Regions from separate parts of the Mus musculus genome. Here region 2 is linked to region 1. Evidence: chromatin loops called from intact Hi-C (ENCODE). Cell type or tissue: heart. All regions are shown on one strand. Links, peaks and the distances in the headings refer to the core of each region. The heading gives the core; the rest is flanking DNA.

Evidence for each region. Peaks named below come from ENCODE experiments on the same cell type or tissue, not always from the same donor. Only the 100,000 strongest peaks of a DNase experiment are listed, where the experiment ranks them.
Region 2: a loop joins it to region 1, with 4 times the contacts of the local background. A loop is called at or near these places in 1 of 42 quality-filtered maps.

Annotation. Positions count from the first base shown.
Region 1 is chr16:4,876,694-4,885,028 of GRCm38, reverse strand. Ubald1 (UBA-like domain containing 1) reads left to right here and starts at 5,178. Exons shown (of 3, transcript NM_145359.2): 1 at 5,178-5,412. The coding sequence starts at 5,293. In heart, for the core only: CTCF peaks have their summits at 5,078 and 7,383; DNase peaks (open chromatin) are centred at 4,438, 5,158, 6,708, 7,668 and 3 weaker places; H3K4me3 peaks cover 4,181 bases; H3K27ac peaks cover 4,962 bases.
Region 2 is chr16:3,869,083-3,877,417 of GRCm38, reverse strand. It overlaps Zfp597 (zinc finger protein 597), which reads left to right and starts at 5,044. Exons shown (of 3, transcript NM_001033159.2): 1 at 5,044-5,359; 2 at 6,142-6,268. The coding sequence starts at 5,327. It also overlaps a transcript of Zfp174 not described here and a transcript of Naa60 not described here. In heart, for the core only: no CTCF peak of the experiment used is centred there; a DNase peak (open chromatin) is centred at 4,977; H3K4me3 peaks cover 2,184 bases; H3K27ac peaks cover 1,443 bases.

The DNA of each region.
Region 1 (8,335 bases), core at 295-8,294:
AGGACATCAATTTTCAGGCCAACTTGGCCTATTGCTATCCTCCAAAGTCCGGTGAAGGAAGAGAGAAAATATCAAGAATTGATAGGCTGAAGCCTGGCGTGGTGGCGCACGTCTTTACTCGGGAGGCAGAGGCAGGCGGATTTCTGAGTTCGAGGACAGCCTGGTCTACAAAGTGAGCTCCAGGACAGCCCGGGCTATACAGAGAAACCCTGTCTCGAAAAAACAAAACAAAAAGAATTGATAGGCTGAAAGCTGTGTGAGGAGGTGGCCAAAATGGCTGAATGATGGAATAATATATGTAATTGAATATAATAATATTCAAACCATAAAGGGCTAGTGCCACTCACCAGAGACAAGACTTCCCTCGAGACCATGTTGTTGAGACCTAGTTGGGACCCTCCAGGACACCAGAGGTCCTCCAAAGTTCAACTAAGGAGCAGCAGAGGGCAGCCAAGAAGTTAGATGAGAAGCTACATTTCCTGGCTGGAAACTCTTTCCTCTTACACTGGAAGCAGAGATTCACAGTCTAAGGCATAATCTGTCTGCACCGCCCGCCATCCACCTCCACTGTGCCTCCCACCCAGGCACCCTCCTCCATCCCTGAAGAGTCGAGCTTTTGGCTCTTCTTTGGCTAATGCTACCCTAGAGTAGCTGTGTAAGAGATCTCTGAATTTCTTCAAACTCAAAATAGCACAATGGACCAGTTGAGAACAAAAGCCATAATCTCTTCATAAACATATTTAGAATCATAAGACAGCACACACTAATGACTATTATGAAGATGTGCCTAGACTAATGGAAGCAAGGCCTGATTATGGAGTTGCACAAAGGATGCAATTTCAATACATCTAGCTCACAAGCTGTGCCTGAAGGAGAGACATCTTCTTGAACCCTGCATTTAAGAGAGTCACTGGAAACAACATAGCTTCAGCCTTCCACCATCCTCTCTGTGACCACAGCACACATTGCAACCAACTTAAGCTGCAGAGGAACCATGACTGCCTGGCTCAAGTGTGTCAGCCACCACAAAGCTGCATAGCAACATACTCTTGACAGGCAACTTGTCTGATACATGGGAGAAGTGAATCCACGGACAATTTGGGTCAGAGCTTGCATTTGCAACTGTACCAGGATATCTCAATCAGAATTTCAATTTCACCAAGAATCTGGAAAGCTAAAATGAAATGACCCATATGTCACTAGGAAGAGTTCAGGTGTTTGATGTAGCCTGAGCATATCTATCCTAAAGATCTACATTGGCGAAACACTCCTCGCATCCCCCATAATGCCTGTCTGTAGCTCAGGCTGGTCTCTAACTCATAATTCTAAGTGCTGAGTGTAAGTATGTACAACCACACCCACCTTAGGACCAAACACTTTTCATATGCTGTCATCTTGCCTGAGGGATCTATGCATATTCTCTTACTTAGTACTCTGGTGTTCCATTTTCTTTTTTTTTTTTTTTTTTGGTTTTTCGAGACAGGGTTTCTCTGTGTAGCCCTGGCTGTCCTGGAACTCACTCTGTAGACCAGGCTGGCCTCGAACTCAGAAATCCACCTGCCTCTGCCTCTCAAGTGCTGGGATTAAAGGCGTGTGCCACCACGCCCGGCCATTTTCTATTTTCATCCCCAATTTATACAAGAGGAGACATAAAAGTAAAGTGCCCCTACTCCAGTCACACAGTTGATAGATGGTGTGATAGCTAGTGCTAATTGTCAATCTAATAGGTCCTGCTCTCTTAGGCATGCTTGTGGGGACTGTCTTGTCTTCATTGATGTAGAAAGACACATCTTAACTGTGCTGAGTGGCAGCATTCCTTAAACGGGACCCAGGACAGCATAAAATAGGGATGCCTGGGCCACTGAGAGCACACCAGGTAAAGGTGCTTGCCACTGAACCTGCATCTGATCCCTAGAACCAGATGGTAGAAGGCAATTGACTCCACCCTTACACCATAGCATTCACACACCCACATAAACACACAGTAAATAAATATAAAACAAAATATAAAATAAGTTGGAGCGTTGATCCTATTTTCCTGATTTTGGATGCCATGTGACTAGCTGCTTCAGCTCCCACCACCTTGACTACTCTGCCACAGCAGACGGTACCCTGTAACTGTGAGGTGGGAAAAACTTTTCCTACCTTAAATATGTTGAACTCTTTGATCAATGAGCTAAAGATATCTGAACCTGGTATAGTCTTTAAAAATCAAAAAAGAAAAGTTCTCCCTGTGAAATCCTAACACTCTTATGCATATTTCATGGTATATATGCTACATGAATGTTTTAACACACGCACGCACATGCAAAAGTGCTCTGAATTCAGTCTCCTGCCTTCCCTGATCATACAGAGGGAAAAGTCCTGAGGGCTCTGGTTGTCTCAAGAAAATGGAGAACCTGGGCACAGCAGGTATTTTACCAAGCAGAAGTGTCACTAAACAGTGTTCTTAAAGAGTTTGAATTCAGGAGTTCCAAACCCCTCCAGCAATATCCTTCTGTGTTTGTCCACTATCAACATTTGAATGGATTAATTTTATTCAACAAATATTTATTGTGCAGCTACTATGTGCCAGATGATGAGTAAGGCAACGGAGATCAACTGACAGAAGAGAGGGTGCCTGCAGACCAGCAGCAGCAGCAGCAGCAGCAACACACCTCCATTGACTAGCTCTGTGAATGGGGACATTTCTCATCATACCTGAACCTCAGGTAAGGGAAGGCTGGAAATGCCCTATTCTCTCTCACATTCTCTTCTGGCCCTGTTCCCAGGGCACATCCCAGACTGCTAAAAAATCCAAAGTCCACCCTCCAGCCAAGCAAATAGTGGCTGAAAACAACGTTGTTTTCTTTCCCTGCCACGGCTGGGAAAAACAAGCTAGCTGGAGTAACTCATCACCTGGCAGGGTGACCTTCCCTTCTGTCAGCTTTTTGTTCTGCCAGTGCAAGGCCTGCATGCAGTAGCTCTCTCTGGGCTGAGCAAGCCACTGAGGTGACTAGATAAGGTAGAAGGGTGTGCCTGTCTGTGATCCTACATCCATGAACAAAAGATCCCCCGACCCAATACTCAGCTTCCTTTGCCTGAAAGATATAGCTGGCTCACTGGGTGCCTGGTCTTTTCTTTAGCTCCAAATGTCACAAGTATAAGGAAATCCACCATCAGCTTGCTTACTATAAAAATGGGAATGACACTCCCTACAGTAGCTAACGCAGGACTCGAGAAGAGATGCATGCCAAGTCTTGTACACAGAGTACCAGGCCTTTTGCTAGGTCTGTCATGCTCATCCATCCCACACTGCACAGTGAGGAGAGTTCCCACACAAGAGTGGAACTTCGAAGAAACAACAGTCAAAAATGCCATCCAGGTCTGTCTGGCTACAACCTACCCACCTTCCTTCAGACTTTGTTACAGTCTCCATGGCAACAGTGAAATCAGAGCGGCCTTTTACTGTGATCTCCATGTGTGCTGGTTTTGCCTATAATAATGCACATGCATAGTTGGGCGTGGTGGCACACACCTTTAATCCCAGCACTTGGGAGGCAGAGGCAGGCGGATTTCTGAGTTCAGAGTGAGTTCCAGGACAGCCAGGGCTACACAGAGAAACCCTGTCTCGAAAACAAACAAACAAAAGCACATGCATGATGCTTCCTAGAAATAAAGGCATATTCTCAGCAAAAGCAAAAAAATTGGGGTACTGTTGATATGCAAAGACTACTGCTGAGTGTTTCTCCAAAAGGCAGCAAAGAGGCTGAAATCTTACTTCGTGTGGACAGATGGGCAAAACGTCTAAGAAAGGGAGACACTCACTAGTCCCGCTGCTACCCATAAACTAAACTCGCAGCTATAACTCAGAGCCTTCCAAGCTCCCCGTCCTCGTTTCTTCCTCCTTTTCTTCCTATCTAAGGATCTTTCAGTCCCACCTCCTTCCCATCTTCCTCCAGCCACCCGATCGGAGAGCCCCTAGGAGTGAAGGGCAAGATAGAACTCCATTTCCCTAGGTATCAACTGGGCCCCACACCTTTACGGCCTCAGCGGTCCTAGCGAGAACAAAGGATCAGGTGTATCAAAACGTCTCAAGAGCCCGCAGTTGGCTTCCGAGGCCTGCGCTTACTTCCTCGGGGCAGTGTCGCTATAATGAAGCTTTCGGACCTAACGCCTCCCCTCCCGGCTGGTTCTACAGGGGGCCAGGTCAAAGGTGAGGCCAGTGAGAGCAAAGAACCCGGGCAACGTCTCTCAGCCGAGAAGACAACGCCAGCCCTCTCCTCCCCCCAGCTTCTGGGCGACTCTTCCACGTCCGACCGGCCACTCTACCAACCGCGACGTCAGCCGGAAGTGGCATGTGCGGGGCTGTAAACACCGCCTGCGAAATCACGCACCCAGCTCCCGACCCCGCCCCCACGCCACGTGATGCGCCCGCCCCCGCCGCCGCCTCATTGGGCGGCCAGCTTTGTTTACCTTATATGGCCAGGTCCTAACACCCCGTGACGGCCCATTGGTACAGTCGCGACCTCACTCAGGTGACGTCACTGGGACAGAAAGATGCAAATAAACCGGGGCATTGTGGGAATGGCAGTCGTGGCCGTTTCTGTACGTGCTCCGCGCGGTCCTTTTGCCAGCAGGCTGCTGGAAGTTTTTCTTTTGCGTGGGAAAGTGGGAGTTGAAAGAAAGGGGACGCCAAGGCTCCGGAGCAGGGGCTGTCTTTTTTTTTTTTTTTTTTTTTTTTTTTTTTTTTAAGACGCTCTTCCTGCACGACTGGCCAAGAGTTAGGCAAAGATGCCTTGCGAGCTCTGGAATGCTTCCAGGAGGTGGTGATTTCTAGCAGCGCCTTGAAAGGCAGATGCTCTGCGATACCGAGCGTTTTCTAAGTCTCAGGATTTTAGGAGTGTTTCAGCCTAGGGCAGTGGAGTAGGACCAAAGCTATCAGAGAGTCCCCTAAGAGCGCGCCTATTAATATTGTGATGCTAAGCACAGCAGCACACAGGACCTCCAGGGCCCAGTGATAAGGCAAGCTTGTGCAATGGTCCCTGGTTCGCAACTTCGCCTCTCAGCCTGGGGCACGGGCTGCGCGCCCCACTGAGATCGCTCGGGAGAGGGCGTCCACGCTCCTTCCCGGTCCGTTCGGCGGGGGCGTCGCGGACTACACATCCCAGCATGCTTCGCCGGCCGCGGGGCAGCGAGGCGCGGTGAGTCAGAGCGCACAGTAAATATTTGTATTAGCCGGGGCCGGCTCGCTAATGGTGGACGCGTGAGGCTAGCGCGCAGGGAGGCCGGAGCGGGCTGCACGGCGGCGCCATGTCCGTGAACATGGACGAGCTCAAACACCAGGTCATGATCAACCAGTTCGTGCTGACGGCGGGCTGTGCGGCCGATCAGGCGAAGCAACTGCTACAAGCGGCCCACTGGCAGTTCGAGGTGCGTAGGGGAACCGGGGACGGGCGCGGGCGGTGTGGACACGTGCCGGGGTGCCGGCTGCGGGCATCACCGACCGCCAGGCCAGAGCCCCGGAAACCCCGCTATCAGGACTGGATACCCTCCCCCAACACCCCCCCCCCCCCGGTCCCGGTAACGGCTGAGGAGGAGACAGCCGCCTGGAAGACGCCCAGGGCCGTGCCGGAGGCGGAGTCGCTTGGAGAGAGCGGTCTCAGGGTCGGTGTGCCGGGTGGGCGGTTTGCGGGAGTGCGCACACGTACATGTGGATTTGTATTTACGCACGCACCGCGCTTGGGCGTCAGCAGGGCACATCGAAGGTTGTGGGCATGTGGGCGCGTGTGCGGACTCAAAGCCCGTCTCGAGTGCGTGTCTGATACAGGATACCTTTGTGTCATGTTTGGTGTGTGTGTGCAGCGTGTACATAGGTGGTGGTTTGCTGATGGTAATCGTGCTGGGTATGGTGCGGTGTATGTTCATATACGTCATGGAGTGTATGGGTGGTGTGCTGGATCCTCAGAGTAAATTACGAGAGTCTGTATGTGTGTAGCCCACTCCAAAGGTGTCACCGGGGCGGGATCCTTATGAAGACCTGGGTATCCTCGGGCCTGACAAAGGAACCTGTATCTTGGGATGGTGTACTGTATACGGTTCACTTATTTTAGGGCATTTTAGACAGAAGATGGGAAGGTCAGTCTGGCTCTCATCTACTCCCAGGTTTCTCTTGACCGGTAGGATTATGTGCCCAGTCTTTTGTGTTACTAAGATGCCTCTGTTCCTCTAACTCAAAACCCCACATTCACCACTTGTGGGTATCGAGATGAGACTCTCTGGCTTGTAGCTGTGTGGGTACATGTGTGAGTCACAACCAGAGCCAGTCTAGTATTCTGTGCCCAGTTGGAGACCCCAGAGCTTGGCTTCCCAGTGGGAACCATCCCATTTTCAGTAGGAAAAGCCAGGAAGTGGAGACCAAGGCTTAACTTCCTGGTGCAGGATCAGAACCTCCCCAGGCTGGGAAGACTGTAGCCCTTCCAGCTCTGGATACCAAGCCTTCGATCTGTTTATCTACTCCCTGCTAGACTTCCAGGCCAATGTCCCTATGCAAGAGAGGGAAGGCTTCTTCCTTTAGCCTGGATTTGCTTACCCCTGGAGGTAGCAGTGCTTGTCAGCCTCTGAGGCCTGAACGCTCTGCCTTCTGTCCCCTCCCCCTGCAGCCCCACCCCAGGGAAGTGCCTTACTGCTCAGCTCTGCAACAGTCTTAATCTGCCCTGTTGTCTCTTGGGTTGGATGTGGTAAAACTTGTAAAACCACATTCATGGCAGTTGCTGGAGCCCAGTGGCTCTGCTTGCAGGTCCTTGCCCCAGGCTGGGCAGGCAGGCAGGTGTCTCATGGGAAATGGGCCGTGTGGAAGACTCGGCCCCTCTCTCAGTGTGGCGCAGGCTGGAGGGGGATGGACTGAGATATATGGCTACCAAGATTAGGGAAAACTGTCTTCAGGAGGAGCAGGGACTTCCTGCAGCCTGGAAACAGGCTGACTGACATGGGTAAGTTCTCTGTGCTCTGGGCTTGCAGAGTCTCCCTGTCACCGGGTACAAAGTGAAGAATAAGCTGTGAGCTCCCCTTGACCTGAGGCATCTGCCTAGGTGTGAGGGGTTCCTCATGGTTAGCCCTCCCCCACCCTCCTGGTTGGTAGCATACTCCAGGCAGTGTTTCTGGGTCACATTCTCAGATTCAGGTGCTAATGGGGGCAGAGGCGGGGAGGGGGGGGGGACACACACACACACACACCTCTGTGTAGTTGGCCAGATTCTTCTCTATACTGCCCTTTGGAGGACAGTACGGGTGTGTCATGTTGGGGTCCTGGGCTAGAGGAGCAGCTGCCCCTGCTAGGAGGCCTTGAGTGACCCCAGATTCATCCCCACTCCACTGCTTGGGAACACTGGTGTTGGGCACCACCAGCAGGGCATTCCCAGAATAATTCATTGGAATATACTGGAAAAATAAAAGAGCAAGCCTGGTCTCAGCCTGGGTTTCTGTGTGAAATCAGAGGCAAGGGGCTCCCAGTCCTGCTGGCTGGCCTGGCCTCCTGCTGTTCTGGGTTGGAGTGAGGAGTGGTACTGCCTAGGCTGAAGCTTAGCAGGCTCCAGGGGACCCCTCACCCACTTGATAACCGTGCTCACCCAGCACTTTCACAACAGCATCCAGTTTCCTCTTTTCCTGAATCAGGCCAAGGCAGGATACGGTCAGTACAGACGCTATCCTTTGGGTTCCCTGAGGCCACCCTGGGGCTCCCTTCCCCAGTGACACAGGCTTTTACACCAAGTCCTCTTTTTTTTTTTTTTGGTTTTTCGAGACAGGGTTTCTCTACAGCTCTGGCTGTCCTGAAACTCACTTTGTAGACCAGGCTGGCCTCCAACTCAGAAATCCACTTGCCTCTGCCTCCTGAGTGCTGGGATTAAAGGTGTGCGCCACCACGCCCAGCTACACCAAGTCCTCTTTCACCACACTTTTTGGCCAGTCCTGAGTGTTAGCCTAGAGTCCCAGTTCAGGGTTCTGTTCCTATTCCCACCTCGTGCTAGCCCAGGGTCTTAAGCCACTTCATCCTCAGTTTTCCTGTCTGTAAAATGGAGGACACCAATTCTAGCTTTGATGGTATGCCCCTATTTTGCCCTATTTCTGCTTGAAGAGGCTGTAGCTCAGAACAACAGGTGGCTAAGGAGCTGTCCCAAAAGCTGTCATGGAAGCAGTCTTCAGTTTCTGGGTCACCCTCTAGCTGTTCGTGTTAGGGACATCCCTCCAGAGATGGAAGTTATGCTAAGAAGTCTCCACCCTCTACACTGAGACTCACTCTTTGAGAGTCCCCCAGTACATATGATACAGAGACTCAGAGAAGGGTGGGGATTCCTCC
Region 2 (8,335 bases), core at 202-8,201, 1.0 Mb after region 1:
TTTTTCAACAACCCTGAAAGGTGTCCTTAACTTTGCAGTGAAACACCCACCTAAGACCTTTACAGTATGCCCACTGTCAAGGACAAAAGCGTGATGACATGTGATCCCTCAATAGAAACAAGTCCTTTACTTGAATCACAATTTTCCTGACATACCTGGATACAAACTCAGTTTCCAAAACTAGCCTTTCCACAATGACATCTGAACACATCTTCTCCAGGATCTTGTTTTAAAAAACAACCTTTAAAAATAAGCCTCTTCATAGTGAGCATAGCAGCACTCATTGTCCAACATCTGCTTCTGTCTTGGGAGTCCTCAGGAGAAGAATGGCTCCATGAGACAGTCATGAGAGAGGAGATTATCCAGGCATGTGTTTCCAAAGGCTTTATTATTATTTGCATGGATCAAAACCAGGACAGGTCTGGGAAAACAGCTCAGTACAGTGTTTGTAAGCACGGTATTAGTTCAATCCCTGAACCCATACGAAAATGTTAGGCACTTGTCACCCAGTAGGGAGGTAAAGGCAGGATCCCTGGGCATCCCTGATTGGCCAGTCTAGCCTAATTTGTGAGTCCCAGCCAGTAAAAGACCATCTCAAAAACTATCCTCTGGCCCCCAAAGGCGTGTGCATTCATGCAATGAGCATGTTCATGACCATGTACACACACATCCAATCCAGGAAAAGCAGGAGCCACACATTTTACTTCTAAAATCCAAAGAATTTTTTCTATTATGAACTAACACAAGTAGGGCTGAGGAGATGGCTCAGCAGTACAGGACACTTGTTGCTCTTCTCGAGGACCCATGCTGCTCCCAGCATCCTCATGGTGGTTCACAACTACCCGTAACTCCATTTGGGGGATATGACACTTTCGTATGACCTCCTTGAACACCAGGCATACATGTAGTGTACAGACATACATGCAGGAAAAACATTCATACACATAAGATGGATCACCGTAGATCATACCACTTCAGAGTCAGGTCCAACACAGGTAGACTAAGTTAAGCATGTGACCACAGAGTATCTAGTGTCAGAATGTTAGGGGAGTACCATGGAGGGCCTGGTTCTCTATTAACATTGAGACTGGGCCTGGCAATGGGACAAGAGATGATGCACATACTAAATATAAATACTTGCTTATTTCTTTATGGTCAGAGTCACTAGAATAGTCAGACACTTATAACAAAGAGTATACCTACTAACTTCTGAGTCTTTAAAACGCCCTCTATCTTTTCAGTATTGACAATTTAAAAATTAACACTATTTGTTTATTTGGTTGTTTTTTGAGACAGGATATTTCTGTGTAATAGCCTTGGCTGTCCTGGTCCTTTGTAGGCCAGGCTGACCTCACACTCAGAGCTCCATCTGCTTCTGCCTCTCAAGTGCACCTCTTAAAGGTGTGTGCCACCATGCCCTGGTCACATGAACTACTTTTAGAATTGAAAAACTGTATCTGCATTTTGAAGGACAGGGAGAGAGAGATTTGCTCTTGCTATGTGTGGTTTGCCTCAAACTTATCTATCCTGTTGCTTCAACCTTCCGAATGCAGGGATTGTGGGTCTATACCATGACACTGGTCTCTATCACTCTTTCTGATGTATTTCACTATGCAGCACTGACTAGCCTGGAACTCAGTATGAAAACCAGGTTGACCTTGAATTCACAGATATCTGCCTGTCTCTACCTCTTGAATGCTGGGATTAAAGGCCAGAACCACTACACCAGACCACACCAGTCTTATGTTATTTTAATTCTATAACATCTTATTAATATAAACATATATATTAATTCTATATTATACATCATATATTTATATACAATATAAATACTATATTGATACATAATTTATATATAATAAAAATATAACATTGGCCGGGCAGTGGTGGCACATGCCTTTAATCCCAGCATTTGGGAGGCAGAGGCAGGCGGATTTCTGAGTTTGAGGCCAGCCTGGTCTACAGAGTGAGTTCCAAGACAGCCAGGGCTACACAGAAAAACCCTGTTTCAAAAAATCTATCTATCTATCTATCTATCTATCTATCTATCTATCTATCTATCTATCTATCTATCTATCTATCTATATCTCCTTGATTAGTATCATCAGAGCTTCACAAAAGACACCTGGCTAGAGAGAGAGAGCTTCCATTCACACAGATTTTACTGCTTTACTGCCATGGATATGATAAAGGTGAAAATGGAAAAATCTTGCAAATCATGGACTTTTTTAGCTTTTGTGTCTGTGTAAGTGTTTATGTATGTACATGGAAGGATATTTAAATGTTTTTTGTTTCAGAAATAGGCTTGTGTTTATGCTTATGTCAGTGTTACTTAATACATTAACAAACAATATAATCATATATTAATAGAGAAAATTCCTCCATTTATAGTAAAAGCTCAGCAGAATGAGAGTGTTTTGCTATTACAATGTTTTGGGCATCTCAAGGGAAATACAGTGTCATAGGAAGTAGATTTGGATTAATTTAAACTGCATATATTAGGTAGCCAGGAAAAAGTTCAAAAAGGAAACATAATTGATAATGGGGAAAGGAGAAAATGATTTATATATTCAGTTAATACAAACGAGACAAAGATGGTGGTAGAAAATAGACAATAATAAACTGTGCTACAAATATCAGGAAGTGGTGTGAAAAGTGTCAACAAGTAATGTTTGTTTTGATTTAGACACATTTCATGGTAGCTCAGGATGTCCTCAAACTATGGAATTGAGGCTGACCTTGAGCTCTTAGTTTTTCTATCTCCACCTCTGTCTGGAACGCTTCAGTCAGCAGAGGGCATGCATCACTACCATGTACTTGGTGCTAGGTACCACAAAAGCTCAAGCTTTCATGTTTATTTCTTAGTCCACTTGTTGGGCTTGGTAGTTAACGACTACAAGAGGTGAGGGGAATGTTGACTCCACCCATCTCAGGGCTAACCTCTTCTCTGGTTAGATACTAAAGTGTTACTCTAGGCTTAGGTTCTGGACACTGGAATTGGCTCATCTTTTTGTAATAACTGAAACAGGGTTCAAAGTACAGAACCTTACATCTCTATCAGAAGATTCTTAGTTCAAATGAGACATCTATGAAAAAAAATGGCAAGCACAAAACAAGAGAAAGATGATCATGAGTTGTATCAAGATGAGATGAACATGCCTTTGCTGTAGGATTACATACCACTCTTCTTCAGTATTTTGAAGTGGTCTAGGTCTGTAGGGAAGTTTGTTCTCATTTTTTCATCTGTCAGTGAAGCATTTGGGTTTTTTACCCTGGGGTCTTTAGTGATCATTCCCAGACAATTTAGATAATAATGGATAGCTTGTCCTTGTGAGAATGTTACTGACTTTCTACTTGCATTTTTCCTTTACCCAGAGTTTTTACTTTGTAGTTAGATGGCTAGAGTGTGTCAGACTCTTCTCCCAGTGACAGAGCACTTGCATTGATAGGCCAAACCCTAATGAATCTTTATTCTTGAAAAACTTGGGATGGGTCCATTAAACAAAAAAAGTTAGCATGCAGTAGCTGTGTTCCATTGGCATTATCAACATATTTAATAGGAAACACGGGCCTGTATGCTGCCACTGAGCCCCAGAATGAACACAACTGCTTTAATTGTTTCGTTAGATTCTGTTGTTGGCAGTTGAAACTATCCTGACATTCTGTCAAATCCCACTACTCTTCACCTCAAATGTTTTAATAACCATGCAGCCAATCCCTGAGTAACCTGACATTAGCATAACAGATTATGTTGGCACTGGGTGGGGTGGCCTCATCTCTAATCCCAGCACTTGGGTGGCAGAAGCAAATGGATGTGTTCGATGTTGGAGGCCAGGCTGGTCTACAGAGCAAGTTCTGAGCAGCCAAGGGCATAGAGTAAGACTCCATCTCTAACGAAAGAGACAAGAGACCTGGGGTTTATTTGGAATTTTCAAGGTACTAATCTTGTTTGTTGACCCCCAAACTCTTTCTCATAATCTGGCGAATCTTTTCACTTAACATCTTATAATAGTTTAAATTGCCCTCTGTATTATCAAAGAGAGGCACTATGGGCTCTTTGCAGCTGAGGAAAGCAAAGTTAAAAGGTGTCCAGATGTGGGTTTGGATCTAGCTACTAAGGGGTACTGAGGCAAGACCTTAATTGCAGGTCTACTGGGGCTATACAGTGATTTCAGAGTTAGCTTGGGTCAACCTCATTTCAAAATAAAGTTTAAAACAAGGATAGGGGTCTGAGCTCAGTGGTAGAAAGTCTACTATGCGTGAAACCGTAGTTTCACCCTCAGTACCAAAGGGGGGAAAATTGGCACGATCATCTAATTAGTGACAGTTCTAGAAAGAGCTCGACTTTATGATTTTGAATCTTCAATTCGCTGCTCAATGTTGGTTACAAGAACATTTGCCACTAGGGCAGGTCCAGACATCCTGCGAAGGAAATCCGCGGTCTATTCCCGCTCGATGTCCGCTATGGGCCCCAATCATTTGGTTGGACTACACCTGTCGGGTACAATGGTTCATGTCCCTAGAATACTTCGGGAACGGACACGAGCAACAAGGCTAACCTGACCTGAATTTGTGATTGCACAAAGATAACCTCTTACACACCGTAGCCCCACAATCCATCTGAGACTGGGCTTGGGCCCAAGCTAAGCCTGGATCTCGGGGCCTCTCATTCACCTCACCCCCTCCTACCGAAAGCTCCGGCCCCCCCAGCGTCTGTGTGTTCCCGCCATCCGTGATCGACTCCAGAGTGGTCCGGTCTCTGCTTTCGGAATCACCGTGTCCCTCAGGGACCATTCTACTGCTCCGACTGAACATATCAACAGGCGGGGCACTCACCACCGAGACCCAGCCAGAGGAACCGGAAACGGCTGCTTGTAGAAGCTCAGGAATAGCCTCTCAGTTGCCAGGTGCGATTCAGGTCCTCGGGAAGCTGCTCAATTGGTCCATTAAGGAGGGACCGCCGCCTCGGGAGTACGCTGGCCAATCAGGATGCAGGATGGATGGGGGGGGTCGCTTCCGGCGGTTTCCCTGCAGCTACTGCGTGGGGAGCATGGGAGCGTGGGAGTGTTGTGGTGGCCTCCGCCTCCTTTGTCGCGTCTCGGCTGGGCGTGGCTTCACGCTGCTTCTGCCGGGTTGGGCGAGGTTGTCGGTACTCCGGGGCTGGTGAGTGTGGCTGTTTCAGAGCTGTTTTGGAGAAAGAAGCCGTCAGCTCAGATTCTCAAAGGAGCTTGAGGGCGAAGTGGAAAGGCCTGGCAGCGGAGTTGGAGACTCTCCACTCGAAGTGTTGTCCAAACGTGGGGACTTAAGGAGCCCTTCCTTTCCCCAGATGGCGTCCACGCTCCCCACATCGGATGAGCAGGTGAATTGTGTCGCTATTTTCCTACAGGTGTCCTGACCTGGCGGCAGTTAGACGCGCAGGTCCTGAGGCGCCTCCTCAGATAGCCCTTTGACCAAGCTGTCTTACGTTTCTTGGCTTACCGACTTCCTCATTTCAGAATCATCAGGTGGAGGAGAGCCCTAGCAGGGGTCTATAACAATTTCTCAAAGTTATCTTGCTGAAATGCGTCTCCAAATGGCAGATTCCTGGGCTTCACACCTGTTGAATAATGATAATTAAAACCCAGGTGAATTTTACACCAAAAGCTCTATGGGTTTACAGGAACAGTAAACTTAGGAGAGAACTAGAGCTTTAGGTGGTGGTGGTCGTGATGTGTGTGTGTGTGTGTGTAGCTGAGCAATCACTGATGAAAAAGAAACACAAACTAGCAAAGAATGATGTTAGGAAACTCCTAAAAACTATTTCTCAGGATTCTTACTGGGCTGGCCAGTGTCGTCCCCCCCCCCTTCCCCTCCCTTCTTAGAGAATCCGAAATAATTTCTCTCCCCAAGAATTGTTCACTTATCTTTTCAGGAAAGACTACGTTCTCACGGTGTACTTCTTGATTCTCACACCACTGTTTGAAAATTTATGTTTATGCTCTCTCCCCCACCCTATTCAAGCCATAGAGTTCCCCCAGGGAGGAATATTTTACACCAAGCCTTTTCGCCTTAGAATGCGGAGGGGTTTAGCTCTTTTCAGCCTTCCAGGACACTCAACTGACCTGCTAGCTTTTTATACTAACAACAGTGCTTCTGTTTCAGAGACCACTGCTATTTGAAGATCTGGATGTGTATTTTTCTCAAGAGGAATGTGTGAGTCTGCACCCTGCTCAGAAGACCCTCAGCAGAGAAGCCCCATTGAAGAGTTTTGAGAATTTGGACTCGATAGGTAAGACAGTTGTTTCTCCTGCATTATGGAACTTTCATCAGTTCTAGGATGAACATTGTATGCCTTGTCCACACTGGTGGTGGATTGAGACCTATCTGTGACACACACACACACACACATATTGTGTATTATGTATACGTATCTATCTATCTATCTATCTATCAAAATCACATGTATATGTGGATTTCTATAGCTATAGCAAGAACTTGTAGGAGAGAACAAGTGTCAGAGTCAGATAATGTTTTCCCTTGTGTGAGCATGAGGGCCAGTGCACATGCATTAGTGTGCAGGCCAGTGGTGATGTCAGGTGACTTTCTCATTTGTTCTCCACTCTACTTACTGAAGTCTAGTTAGCTAGCTTGCCTTGGGATCCCCTGTCTCCATATCCTGAGTGCCAGGATAACAAGGTGGGCCACAACATCTACCTGGCTTTTTCTGGGTGTTGGGGATCCAAATTCCTGTTCTTAGCTTACACTGTAAACATTTTATATGCTGAGCCATCTTCCTAGCCCTGAAATGATTTCTTAAAAGAAATTCAGTCAACAATAGTGACCATGGTTTCATATATGTGCCAGTACCTTGTAATTTCCTTAAATAATTGTTGGAGTCAAATTAATTTTACTCAGAAAACTTCATTAACATAGAGACTTGTCATTTGCTAAAGATTAGAAACAGATTTTCTCTTAAGGGGGTATTTTGCCTTTCTAACGTAAGAGTAACCATATGCAGTATCCCTATGCCTGCATAGACATCTAAACTATTTTTCAAAATTCATGACTTATATTTTCCACTTCTGCCATGTTCATGTTATCCTCTATCTTCTTGAATATATGTGTGTATGTATGTATGTATGTATGTGTGTATGTATGTATGTATGTATATTATATATGTGTGTGTATGTGTATGTATGTGTATATATATGTGTGCGTGTATGTATGTGTGTGTATATTATATGTGTGTGTATGTGTGTGTATGTATGTAAGTGTATGTGTGTATATTATATATGTGTGTGTATGTATGTGTGTGTGTGTATGTGTGTGTGTATATATATGTGTGTGTATGTGTGTGTATATATGTATGTATGTGTGTATGTGTATATATGTGTATATATATGTGTGTGTATGTATGTTTGTGTGTATATTATATATGTGTGTGTGTATGTAGTGTATATATGTGTGTGTGTATGTGTGTGTGTATGTGTATGTATGTATGTGTGTATGTGTGTATATATATGTGTGTGTGTGTATGTTTATACTTAACAACCCAGGGTCCCCTTGGTTCTTTTTTGCCAACTTTCTCAGCATATCCTTTCAGCTCATCTCTGTTTCTTTTTGTCATACGTGAACTCACAGAAACACTTTGTACCAGGAACCCCAAGTGGCCACACTTGGCTGAGATGCTGGTGGATGATTTTAACACTCCTTCCTATCCTTCATTCGAGTCTCTCCAGAATTATTCTTATCTTCAATAGCCAGCCTACAGGAGCCCCTCCCCCGTCCTACTTCTGCTCCCTCAGCACTCTGCCTTCCTGATGCTCACCCTTGTCCACCTGGCTCTTACCTGCTGCCCTCATCAGTCTCAGTGTCACCTACTGACCTGCAGAAGAACTCTCCACCAGGGAACCCACAGTCACTGCACCTGCATAGGCTTCAGCGTAGACAACAGTAACCAAACACATGTTTATGAACATAATATAAATAATAGGACATTTATATATATTTATAAATATATATAATAGCTCTTTTGCTACTTTCTTTGCTGATTTTATTTATTTGGTTTTATGAGGCAGGATCTACGTAGTCTTGGCTATCCTGGAACTCCCTAATGTAGACCAGGCTGGTCTTGAAACCACACAGATCTACCATCTCTGCCTCCCAAGTGCTAGGATTATAAGCATATGGACACACTAATTTTAAATATATGTGTCATTTCTGGGTCTATTTGTATTGATTGGCTTTTCTTCTTTTTTTATTTTTATTTTTTATTTTAATTAGGTATTTTCTTCATTTACATTTCAAATGCTACCCCAAAAGTCCCCCATACCCTCCCCCCCACTCCCCTACCCAC